Linked DNA regions of Homo sapiens: region 2 is linked to region 1. The links are chromatin contacts, found by Hi-C or POLR2A ChIA-PET in ENCODE. All regions are on one chromosome and are shown on one strand. The core of a region is the stretch at or near the end of the contact, and the rest is flanking DNA. Distances in the headings are between cores, read along the strand shown.

What was found. A loop is a pair of places that touch in the nucleus more often than their neighbours do. ChIA-PET counts read pairs that join two places held with the same protein, here RNA polymerase II (POLR2A). Pooled maps may share reads with other maps.
Region 2: a map of heart right ventricle shows a loop between it and region 1 (2.0-fold over the local background). The contact joins two enhancer-like sites. A Hi-C loop is called at or near these places in 7 of 168 maps with a recorded cell type or tissue (B cell, Right ventricle myocardium inferior, heart left ventricle and 4 more), 6 of 37 single-sample maps with no recorded cell type and 12 of 50 pooled maps. POLR2A ChIA-PET finds 5 or more read pairs at or near these places in 22 of 52 experiments (A549, B cell, CD4-positive, alpha-beta T cell and 17 more).

The regions. Positions count from the first base shown.
Region 1 is chr19:38,728,144-38,734,205 of GRCh38, forward strand. CAPN12 (calpain 12) reads right to left here. Exons shown (of 21, transcript NM_144691.4): 17 at 5,999-6,061; 18 at 5,560-5,638; 19 at 2,964-3,080; 20 at 2,822-2,880; 21 at 2,049-2,735. The coding sequence ends at 2,709. It overlaps ACTN4 (actinin alpha 4), which reads left to right. Exons shown (of 21, transcript NM_004924.6): 20 at 853-1,011; 21 at 1,131-3,446. The coding sequence ends at 1,289. It overlaps LOC107985291 (a long non-coding RNA gene), which reads right to left and starts at 213. Exons shown (of 2, transcript XR_001753937.2): 1 at 45-213. RefSeq lists an enhancer at 6,005-6,054. Within about 2 kb of position 4,813, at least 25 of the 41 ENCODE cell types and tissues checked have a DNase peak (open chromatin) inside an H3K27ac peak, as active enhancers do; they include heart right ventricle and spleen, where a contact is called at or near this core.
Region 2 is chr19:38,766,863-38,773,178 of GRCh38, forward strand. LGALS7 (galectin 7) reads right to left here. Exons shown (of 4, transcript NM_002307.4): 2 at 6,153-6,241; 3 at 4,967-5,168; 4 at 4,106-4,277. The coding sequence ends at 4,164. Among named protein-coding and RNA genes, the nearest start is that of LGALS7, 3.5 kb to the right of the region's middle. RefSeq lists a silencer at 2,991-3,160. Within about 2 kb of position 3,054, at least 14 of the 41 ENCODE cell types and tissues checked have a DNase peak (open chromatin) inside an H3K27ac peak, as active enhancers do; they include heart right ventricle and spleen, where a contact is called at or near this core.

The DNA.
Region 1 (6,062 bases), core at 3,563-6,062:
TCTTGCCTCCCTGCCCACATCTCCCTGGACCCCTTCCCTTTTACCTGGTCTCTTGGGGCCGCTGTCTCCCTGCTCCCCGCCACTGTCCTGTCTGCCTGCTGTGCACATGGGGCGGCCCCTCTTGCCTACTCTGGGCCCGGCCTCCTCTGCTATGCCTGCGTCCTCGGAGCAGAAGCAGACAGGCAGCATGGACTCCGATGACTTCAGGGCTCTGCTTATCTCCACAGGATACAGCCTGGTATGCAGCTCTGTCTCCCCAGCCACCCGCTCCTCCTCCTCCTCCTCCTCCTCCTCCTCCTCCTCCTCCCCCCCACCTCTCCCCCTCACCGCCTCCAGAGCTTCCTCGTCCTCGGGGACACTCCTCCGCCCGAGCAGCGCAGCCGTGCCTGCCTCTTCCTCTGCTGCATCTGCCGGGGTGGGGTCCCTCCGATGACTTCCCGAGCCCCCCTTCTTCCCTAGAAGTCTCCAGAAAGAGGGGGCAGCTCTCCCACTCTCTCCCCTTTTTCTTTCTCTTTCTCTCTTTCTTCCCCATCCTCCAGAGCTTACTCGTGAGCCTGGGCTGAGGGCAGTAGACCCCAGTTCCCTGCTGTGGGAGACCACGAGAGGGGAGGGTGCAGAGAGGCCCTGCTTCCCGGCCTGGGGCACTGGGGGCTTGGAGGCCTGGGTCAGCTGGAGCAGTGGCAGGCTCTGCCCGGGGCCAAGGCTGCTGGAGCAGGCGGGGAACAGGGCGCACGCACACGTGGGTTGGGCCCTACTCTCTCGGCTGTTTCCCTGGAGACCCCACCAGTGTGGGCCTGGCTGCCCCTGCCCCACTAAATGTCGGGTGTCCCCCACCCCACCCTCTCCTTGCAGGGTGAGGCCGAGTTCAACCGCATCATGAGCCTGGTCGACCCCAACCATAGCGGCCTTGTGACCTTCCAAGCCTTCATCGACTTCATGTCGCGGGAGACCACCGACACGGACACGGCTGACCAGGTCATCGCTTCCTTCAAGGTCTTAGCAGGGGACAAGGTGAGCGAGACCCCTACGAGGTGCATGGGGGCTGGCGAGAGGGGTCCCTGCAGTGGGAGGGGCTGAGGGGGCCAGTGTGTGGGTGGGGATGGCTCAGAGTCCCATCCTGCCTGCCCCAGAACTTCATCACAGCTGAGGAGCTGCGGAGAGAGCTGCCCCCCGACCAGGCCGAGTACTGCATCGCCCGCATGGCGCCATACCAGGGCCCTGACGCCGTGCCCGGTGCCCTCGACTACAAGTCCTTCTCCACGGCCTTGTATGGCGAGAGCGACCTGTGAGGCCCCAGAGACCTGACCCAACACCCCCGACGGCCTCCAGGAGGGGCCTGGGCAGCCCCACAGTCCCATTCCTCCACTCTGTATCTATGCAAAGCACTCTCTGCAGTCCTCCGGGGTGGGTGGGTGGGCAGGGAGGGGCTGGGGCAGGCTCTCTCCTCTCTCTCTTTGTGGGTTGGCCAGGAGGTTCCCCCGACCAGGTTGGGGAGACTTGGGGCCAGCGCTTCTGGTCTGGTAAATATGTATGATGTGTTGTGCTTTTTTAACCAAGGAGGGGCCAGTGGATTCCCACAGCACAACCGGTCCCTTCCATGCCCTGGGATGCCTCACCACACCCAGGTCTCTTCCTTTGCTCTGAGGTCCCTTCAAGGCCTCCCCAATCCAGGCCAAAGCCCCATGTGCCTTGTCCAGGAACTGCCTGGGCCATGCGAGGGGCCAGCAGAGGGCGCCACCACCACCTGACGGCTGGGGACCCACCCAGCCCCTCTCCCCTCTCTGCTCCAGACTCACTTGCCATTGCCAGGAGATGGCCCCAACAAGCACCCCGCTTTTGCAGCAGAGGAGCTGAGTTGGCAGACCGGGCCCCCCTGAACCGCACCCCATCCCACCAGCCCCGGCCTTGCTTTGTCTGGCCTCACGTGTCTCAGATTTTCTAAGAACCAAAAAAAAAAAAGGAAAAAAAACACAAAACAACAAAAACCAAAAAAAAAAAAAATCACAAAAACAAAAAAACTATAAAAAAGAAAGAATTAAAAACTTTCAGAGAATTACTATTTACTTTATTAACTTACGGATTTATTATATAAATATATATTCACCTAGCAACATATCTCTGCCGTCTCTCCTGCTCTCATAATGAAGACATAGCCGATTCTCTGCCCGGGCCCCTTGCTGATGCTCCTCCGGGTCTGCGTCGGGCGTGGGTCTCTGGGGACCCTCCAGAGGTGGAGGTGGGCTGATGGCCTGGCTGCCTGGTGGTTGATGGTTTTGCTCCCCCTACCTTTTTTTTTTGAGTTTATTCTGATTGATTTTTTTTCTTGGTTTCTGGATAAACCACCCTCTGGGGACAGGATAATAAAACATGTAATATTTTTAAGAAGGATTCCTGCAGCATCATCTTTTTTTATTTCTCCTGTGTCTGTCCTCCACCTTCTAGGAGAGCCAGGGCAGAGCTAGCACTGTCTTAAGCTGTCAACGTGGACTAGCTCGTGTCATCTGCTCGAGAAGGGCTGTCGCTGTTCTTGTTTCTGAGTGAGGAGTACGCAGGCCAGAGTGGTCACCCGGCCGTGAGCAGTGAGGGCCAGAGACTAGCCCCAGACAGGTGGATGCCAGAGAGAGTGGCACCCATGCCAGGCAAGGCCTAGGGAGGTGGTCTTGCTCAGCAACCCTGCCCTGAGCAGCAGGTGCGCCCATCCGGAGATCCTAGGAGAAGGTGGCCACCTCCATCCACTAAGGAAGAGAAGGAAGACAGTGGCTTGAGGCAGGGAGCTCGCAGGACAGAGCCTGAGCCACCCTGTCCCTCCCACCTGGCTCACCTGTCTGTGGGTCAGGCAGATGACCCCCTCACCCCCATCCAGGTGCTGGCTGCAGTGGCCTGTGCAGAGAGGGGCAGGGTGAGTGCCCACCAGTCCCCGTACCCCTTCCCCCCATGCCCCACCATGCCGGGGTGGTACTCACAGAAGATGCAGGTGAGGTGGGCCACACAGGACACGAACCGCTCGAAGTCCACACGCAGACGGCTATCCCGGTAGCGGCTGGTGAGGGTCTGGGTCAGCTGGTTGTTCAGGTGGAAGCCTAGGGGGAGGCTGCTTCTGAGCCCAGTGGCCCACAGGGAACCCACCTTGGCATTGCATCCCCACCCCACCTCCTCAGGGAGGACATGAATGCCACAGGGTGTCACACCCCAACTCTGCCCCATCCCGGCAGGGTGAGTACAGGCTGATCCCTTCAATCCTCTGGGCCTGTTTCCTCATCCATCAAACGGACTAAGACAGCCCCGACCCCATAGGGTGTGTGAAGACAGAACGCTCAGGACAGCGTCTGACACGTGACTCGATGTGTGGGTACTGTTACTCCTTAAATCCTGTGGGGCTTTCTCCTTGCCAGTGGGCACTGGAGGATATTTCTGTGCAGCAAAAAATATAGTCAATCCCATATGGAGTCAGTTTCCTTACAGTCTACCTCAGAGGCGATTTCTAAAGCTGAGAAACCATGTCTGCTGTGGAGTCTCATTGGAGGCTTTTAAAAACCCAAAACAATGGGTTCTTGACCCCTTCTGAGATGCAAGGTTGTGCCTGATGACCTTTGTCTCCCACACGGCCAGACAAACCCAGTTCCAAGTACCGTTTCATGGGCTTCTGCTGCTTCCAAAGCCCATCTTCACCCCCATTCTGTGTGTTCATTCTCTTCACAAATATCTACCAAGTAAGTGCCATTTCATGCTGTGCCCAGTGCCAGGTGCTGTTTTAACAGGAGGGCAGGTGGCCTGCAGCCTCTTCCTGCCCGTGTGACCTGCCCCAGGTCACTCCCTCTGGCATTCATCTGCCCTCGGGCATAGGGGTGGAGGCTGCCATGCCCAGGGCTATGGGGAAACCCAGCCAGATGGGGTGGAAGGACCCGAGAAGGCGCTGGAGCCCCTCAGCTGCCACTGCAGGAGTTCCCGTTTGAGAAATTCTCAAGGGCACTTTATCAGTTTCCTTCTTCCTGGAATAACTCCTGGCATGTAACAGGCACTCACTGGTGCCAGATGCGTGAACACAAGCCTGCCACCTGCCACCTGCTGTGAGTCCTTGCTCCCTCACCTCCACTCCTGTCTATCTCCGGCCCAGCCTCTCCCTCTCTGCCCCACGTCTCCCAATCCTTGGCTGTCTCTGACCCCATTTCTCCCCCTTTGACTTGGGCTTTTTCTTTTTTCTTTTTTGAGACGGAGTCTCGCTCTGTTGCCCAGGCTGGAGTACAATGGCATGATCTTGGCTCACTGCAACCTCCACCTCCCGGGTTCAAGAGATTCTCCTGTCTCAGCCTCCCAAGTAGCTGGGATTACAGGCACGCACCACCACGCCTGGCTAATTTTTGTAGTTTTAGTAGAGACGGGGGTTCCGCCATGTTGCCCAGGCTGGTCTTGAACTCCTAGGCTCAAGCAATCTGGCAATCTGCCTGCCTTAGCCTCCCAAAGTGCTGGCATTACAGGCGTGAGCCACCACGCCCGGCTGGCTCTTTTGGACACTTGACCACCTTCTCTGGGTCTCACACTCACAGCCACACCCAAACCCTCTCCCTCTGGCTCTCCGACTCCATCACAGTCACCCCAGCCCCCATCTCCCTGTGGCTCCATCTGCTGTGTGGTGGCAGACAGGCCCCAGAGTGGGGTTGGGGATCTGGGAACTCCAAGTTCTGACCCCAGCCCACTCTCCAAATCCCCTCCACATGAGGGTCACAGTGCTGTACTGTCTCATCTGCCTTGGAGCCCATGGAAAGCCTTTCTCTCTGGCTCTCTTTCTTGGTTAGGATGTTGTGCTGGGCTTGTTCCAGCTCATCAGGAGGAACTCAGCCTAGTAGCAGAGGCCATTGGCCGGCTCTCTTTGGGGCTTTTGGTAATGAAAGCTGCATTCTCCAATCACTAAGTGCTATGCCCTGCAGTGCATGGACGACTCCTCACCACCCTGTGTACTAGCTTTTTTTTTTTTTTTTTGAGAGGCAGGCTCTTGCTCTGTCACCCAGGCACAATCACGGCTCACTGCAGCCTCAGCCTCCCGGGCTCAAGCCATCCTCAAGCCTCAGCCTCCTGAGTAGCTGGGACCATAGGTGTGAGCCACCACACCAGGCCCTGGCCATTTTAGAGAGGAAAATGGAGGCTCAAAGAGATGAAGTCAAGTGCCCAGGGCCCCTCCTGGAGTCAGTAGAGTGAGGATTCCAACCCCGGTGCACCAGAATCCAGAACATTCTACCATGCTGCCCTGGGGGCCAGACCCTCTCAGATACCAGCTCCTAATCTTCCCCTTCCTGGAGGGGCCTCTCCCTGCCCCAGAACCCCTACCAGGCACATCCCCCTTTCATGTCCTCCCCACCCCACACACGCCCCTTGCCCTTCTCCTTCCTTATTTGGCCTCTTTCAGGGTCACCCAACCCCTGCCAGGGACTGGCAACAAGCTAAGGTGTGGGCCTGTGGATGGCCACAGTGCAGACGGCCACAGCTGAGCAGGGGGACTTGGAGACAATGGGATGGGAGAGAACAGGTCCTGTCCCCACGACCACCCCAGGACCCTGTCCACACCTGCTGCATTCAGTGCCAGCCTCAGCTCGTAGGAGTTCATGGTTCCAGAGGTGTCCTCATCGAACTTGTTAAATATGGCCTGGGCAGGAAGGATGAGTCAGGGCTGCCCTCCATGCCCTGAAGAGGGCTGCCAATGGGGCCTCCCAGGCAAGACAGCCTGGTGCCCATCCCAACTCCCTTTCTTCTGGTGTGGACCCCCAGCAAGCAGCCTAGCCACTTGGGACTTCTGTTTCCCAATCTGTAAAATGGGAATAAGAGCAATGACCCAGAGGACAAGCTGAGGCTGGGTGGGGGCAGGGATATCCCAGCCAGATCTCTCCAAGTCAGCCTAGTCCAGTACCCCCTCGTTCCCTGGGGACCTGATAGCCCACAGGGTGCCTATGTCTCTGTTAGTAAAGGTTTCTCTCTTTCTGGGAAGAGGCCCAGTCTCCCACCTCACCTGCCACTCCAGGAGGTAGCCCCAGAGCTGCTGGAAGTGGTGTAAGGCCAGGCTTTGCCCATGC
Region 2 (6,316 bases), core at 1,804-4,303, 37 kb after region 1:
AGGTTCACACAATGGATTACAACCCAAAGAAATGAACTGCATGAAGAAAACACACGAATGAACTTAAACATTATGTGCGCTAAGCAGAAGTAGCCAGACTTTTACAAAAAGAGTACTATACTTTTCTACCCAGATTTATTTATTTATTTATTTATTTAGAGAAGGAGTTTCGCTCTTGTCCCCCAGGCTGGAGTGCAGTGACGTGATCTCGACTCACTGCAACCTCCACCTCCCAGGTTCAAGCGATTCTCCTGCCTCAGCCTCCCGAGTAGCTGGGACTAGAGGCATGCGACACCATGCCCAAATAATTTTTCTATTTTCAGTAGAGACAGGTTTCACCATGTTGGCCAGGCTGGTCTTGAACTCCTGACCTCAGGTGATCCACCCACCTCAGCCTCCCAAAGTACTGGAATTATAGGAGAGGGCCACCGCGCCCAGCCTCCACCAAGTTTTAGAGCAGGAAAAACTAATTTAAGAAGCTTGAGAGTGGATCAGTGGTCACCACCCAGGTGCCAGGGGTGTGGCTGGGAGGGGTGATGGAAATCTCATAAGTAGACTCTACCTTGATCATGGTGGCCACACAATGGGATGTGTTTGTCTAAATTCACGGAAATGTACACTTTTTAAAATTTTTTTTATTTACTTATTTATTTTTTTGAGATGGTGTCTTGCTCTGTTGCCCAGGCTGGAGTGCAGTGGCACCATCTCGGGTCGCTGCAACCTCTGCCTCCCAGGTTCAAGCGATCCTCCTGCCTCAGCCCCCATAGTAGCTGGGATTACAGGCATGCGCCACCACGCCCAGCTAATTTTTGTATTTTTAGTAGAGATGGGGTTTCACCATGTTGGCCAGGCTGGTCTCGAACTCCTGACCTCAGGTGATCCACCTGCTTCGGCATTCCAAAGTGCTGGGATTACAGGCGTGAGCCACCCCACCCAGCCAAAACTGTACACTTTAAAAGGAAGAATTTTACTGTGTATAAATGACATCTCAATGAAGTTGATATTAAAAACACCAAGGCTAGGTGAGGTGGCTCACGCTTCTGTTCCTAGCACTTTGGGAGGCTGAGGCAGCAGGATTGCTTGAGTCCAGGAGTTCCTACTGTGTCTAGCCACTGTGCCAACCCTTCCTTGAGTTCCCAATTGGGAAACTTCCCAATGAGGAATTTGATGCCTACAGAGGTTGAGTGACCCTGTCCTTAAAAAAAAATTTTTTTTTTTAATTAGCCAGGAACGGTGGTGCGTGCCTGTAGTCCCAGGTACTCTGGAGGCTGAGTCAGGAGGATCGCTTGAGCCTTGGAGGTCGAGGCTTCAGTGAGCTGGGATCATGCCCCTATGCTCCAGCCTGGGTGAGACAGAGCAAGACGTTGTCTTTGAAAATATATAAAAAGTGGCTGGGTGCAGTGGCTCACATCTGTAATCCCTGCACTTTGGGAGGCTGAGGTGGGTGGATCACCTGAGGTCAGGAGTTCGAGACCAGCCTGACCAACATGGTGAAACCCCATTTCTACTAAAAATACAAAAATTAGCTGGGCATGGTGGCACACACCTGTAATCCCAACTACTCGGGAGGCTGAGACAGGAGAATCGCTTGAACCCAGGAAGTGGAGGTTGCAGTGAGCCAAGATTGCGCCACTGCATTCCAGCCTGGGCAATAGAGCGAGACTCTGTCTCAAAAAAAAAAAAAAAAACAAAAACGGATATATATATATGTATATACATATATACACACACATATACACATATACATATACACAAACACACACACACACGCACACACACACACACACATATGTATAAAGTAATAAATGAAAGCAAACAAAATGTAATTTCCAGAGGCTAAGACCCCAAGGAGAGGAATCGCATTCACTTGGGTCCACCATCTACTTGATGTGTGATCTTAAACCAATTCACTCAACCTTCGTGGGCACCAAATTCCTCATTAGGAAACTATGCATAGAGGATCTCCTTCAGAAGGTTGTTTCGGGGATTGAAGGAATGGTTAGCGCAGCGGCTACACATAGTAGGAACTCAGGGAATGCTGCTGGGACTCACGTTCCTAAGCCATGAAAACCGTCCAGTGGGTGGAGGGTGCTACCATTTATGCATGGAGGGGAAGAAACTACCCGTGCATATGTGCAGAGGTCCACAGGGGATTTTCTGAAAGATACACATGAAATGAAGACCAGGGAAACAGCAGTATTCTCCCAGTAAAGAGGATAGATGTATGTGTACATATATGTGCATATACATATATACACGTATATTTATAAATGACAAACACACAAAAATAACAGTATAAATCTCCATTTGTTATATATTTAAATTTTTTGTAGCGATCGGGCTGTTGCTATATTATCAAGGCTGGTCTCATACACCTGGCCTCAAGCGATGCTCCGACATCAGCCTTCCAAAGTGCTGGGATTACAGGCCTGAGGCATCGCGCCCAGCTCCAAATCTCCATTCTCGGTGAACCATTTGAGAAAAAATCGCAAACATGTTGCATCTCCAAATACCTAACTATGTTTTCCACAAACAGGGACAGGTTCCCACGTGCACACTGTAAGGCACGGTGAAAATCGGGACATTAACACGGCTGAATCGCTACCATCTAATCCGAAGGCCCAACCACATTCACCACTTGTGCCAATAATATGTTCATTTCACTGTATGTTTTGAAATGTGTACCACATGTATATGTTATCTTTACGAAAAAAAAAATAGTATGTTGAAACCACTCGTCACAGCCAAATGAAATAAGAGCTAACTCATTCAAGCAGGAGCCCCGGAGGACTAAAAGAATCCGGCCTCTCCCAGGCCTCCTCACCTGAGCAGGGCTCCCTCCTGACTACCGCCCACCCACTCCAGGGCAGGACGCGGGAAGAGACTGCCCAGCCCGAGGGTCGCAGGGGCAGAAAACCCCAGGTCCTGAACGCGCCTGGGCCCCGCGGCGAACCTGGCGTCCCCACCAGACACCAGAATCAGATTCAGGCCAGGCCAGGAACCACCCCAGCTTCCTGCATCCGCCTTGGTCCAGGCAGCAATGACGGCGGCGGCCGCCAGGGGGACGGAAGCTCAAGGGCGGGGATCCAGGCCCAAGCCTGGGCGCGCCCACCAAGGCGTGGATCCGGACGAAGGTTCCGGAACAGCCGGTCCCGAGCACCCACGTGCAGCTTCCGATCACAGCCCTGGCGTGGCTTCTCTGTCCCCGGCTAAGGCCCGCGGTCGCTGCAGGGTGCCTCGCCGAGGGTGCGGGCTCGGGGCTCACAGTGCTCCCAGCCTCTCCCACCCCAACCCCGCCATTAAGGGGAGCCCCAGCGACGCCCTGAACCCTGAAAGTCACACTGGGGCCGGGGCTGCACTTGGCGTCCGCTTCCCCTCCCGTCACAGTGACCAGGGCTAGGGCCGCGGTCGGGGCCGTCGGGGAGAGCGGAGGGCGCGTGGGAATGGGGCTCGCTGCGCCACGGAAATCCCGCGCCGCCCTTCGAGTCCTCCCAGCTGCTCCGCAGAGCCGGGGCCGCTGCCATCGCGTCTGCCCCGAGGGTGCGCAGGCGGGTACCTGTCCCGACTCGGGGAACAGCGGGAGCCCGGAGACGCCCGTCGGGCTTCCCAGCCCCACCTGGGACGTCTCTAGGGGCGGGAGGCCAGGAGAGAAGAGGGTGGGAGAGATGAGCTGCAGGGGGATACGGGACCCAGGGACCCGGGATCTTATAACACGCTTTCCACCCGTAGGATTGGGGCCCACAAATGACCAGAAAGGTGGGACTCATTCGCCCCCTTTGCAGATGGACCCATGTTGGCGCCCCTTAGATCTGCAGTGGGGGCACCAGGACCTGCGGTGAGCGCCTCTGCGCCCCAAACGCCAGCAGGTCCGCCCGACCGCATTCCCAGCTGGCTTGCTTTGCACAAATGCTGCGTCAGGGCACGCCCCACACCCACTCCTTCCCAGATCGCGACCCTCACGCCTTCGCAGACAGAAAGTGTCCTAAGCACAGGCAGGCTCAGAGCCCGCCTCCGCCTCGGATTCGCTGTGTGGCCCGGAGCCAGTATCTTGGCCTCTCTGGGTCTCAGTTTGCTCATCTCAGTGAATGGGACACAGACACAGTCGCGCTGCGGGCTAACGCTTTATTTGCCAGCCAAGGCCCCGGGCCCGCCTGGGCTTCTGCTCAGAAGATCCTCACGGAGTCCAGCTGCACGTCCCCGCCCACCTCCACCAGGCGCACGCGCGCCAGCGGCAGGCGGTGGCGGAAGTGGTGGTACTGGGCGTCCCCAACCACGGCCTGCAGGGGAGGGTCGGTGGTGAGGATTCCGGAGGCCCGTGCTGGGTGGCCCTGGGGAAATCACTCATCCCCTCTGGGCCTCAGTTTCCTCACTGGGAAAATGGGGCTATTGTTCATTCTAACTCTTGCGTGAGGATCAAACGAGTTGACTGTGTGGCACAGTAAAAAGAGGCTTTTTTAGTGCTGGTAATGGATATTCTCATTTCAGCGACCATTACCCGCTATTAAAGCGCAGAGGAGGGAGGTGAATTCGCGTAAGCTGTGGGTGGTGGAGGATCTGCCGCCACTCCCACCCGCCAATCCTTGCTAGGACGAGTTCCTGGGCGCTGTTTCCAACCCATCCCTCCCCATGCCTCAAACCCCGGACCTCAGGAAGGAATGAACTGGGAGTAGGGTCTGGGATGGCGAGTCTGGGCCACGCCTTCCCGCTAGGACGCCCACCCCTTGGACACTTGGCTGGTGCTCGCCTCGTCCTGACCCTGCTGTCTCTCTGTCCCTCGGACCCAAGTGGGAGTTGTTTAGGCGAGAGAGAGGGTCGAAGGACACCCTTCTCCGCCTTGGCCACGACTTCCCTACCCCCCTCACCCCGCCCCGAACCTCCCTGCCTTCCACCAATAGCCTGGCTTTGCCCAACCCTCTGCTCCAGGGACCTAAGTCTTGGCGTCCACGCCCCTGTCGCAGAGACGCACCTTGAAGCCGTCGTCTGACGCGATGATGAGCACCTCGAAGGGCTGCCCGCGCTGGAAAGGAACGCCCGGCCCGCGCTCCTCGCGGCCCCAGGAGCCTTGCTCCTTGCTGTTGAAGACCACCTCCGACGTGTCCAGCCGGGGGTTGAAATGCAGCGCGGCATCGGAGCCCTGCTCCTCCCCGCACAGCAGGTTTACATGGAACCTGGAAGAGGAGGATGGTGGCCGTCAGGGCTCAGAAACCACCCAGACCAAGAAATGTTGAGGGTGAGGAATACCGATGTCTACAATTTACTTTGAATGAATAAGTAAATGAAATGTTGGCTGGGTGCAGTGGCTCACCCTGTAATCCCAGCACTCTGGGAGGTGGAGAAGGGAGGATCGCTTGGGCCCGGAAGTTAAAGACCAGCCTGGGCAACATAGCGAGACCCCACCTTACAAAAAAACGAAAGAACAAACAAAACATAAACCGCCCAGACCAAAGTGAAGGTCTTATGGACTGGCACTCCCCATTCCCAGAGTACCCCCAAATTAACAGGGACCTGAAGACAGGCACACACCGCAGAAGGAGAGGTAGGCGACTAATGACCAGGGAGCTTAGATTCCCAAGGCAGCCAAAATATCATGAGGCCCTTGGCAGAAACCTACCCAGACCAAACTCACTACGCTTAGGGCAGGGTGCCCTCATTTCCAAAGAGCCTGGGAGCTGCCCAGGAGGTCTGGGTGATAGCCAGGGTGCTCCTGATGCTCAGGGAACCCTCAGCTTCTACAGGACAAAGAATAATACCAGGAACCCCAGTATTTCCAGGGTACCTCAGAATCCAGAAGGCCCGAAGTTCCTTAGCCAGGAAGTCAAAGGATGGCTTGGCAAGGACTCCCAGGGTCCAGGGTGTCTCCAGGACTTGGAGTATTTCCAGAGTTCCCTGGGACTCAGACATGGAAGTCATAGGACTATATCTAGGAACCCTGAGATTACCCAGGGACCTCAAATGCTTAGGGAAACTTAGGGACCCCAGCCACAAAGGCACGGGGGCAAATACGAATACATCAGATTTGAGGTCAGAAATGGCCTCGGACTCCTAGCCTGGTGGATACAGGTGGCCTCGGGCCCCTACTTCTGGACTGCAAAAATTGGGAGTCAGCTGATCCTGAGACCTGTACCCTTTACCCCTAGGGCCTGGGGCCTCACCTGCTGGCATTGGGAGGAACCAAGCCGCGAATTCTCAGCACCGTGCCAGGGCGGATGCCCTCGGGCAGTGAGGACTTGTGGGGGACGTTCTGCAAGAGTGGGGTGCAGGGGCCACTGTGAGCCGGTGAGACCGAAGGAGGGAGGCAGAAGGTGGGTCACCCCTC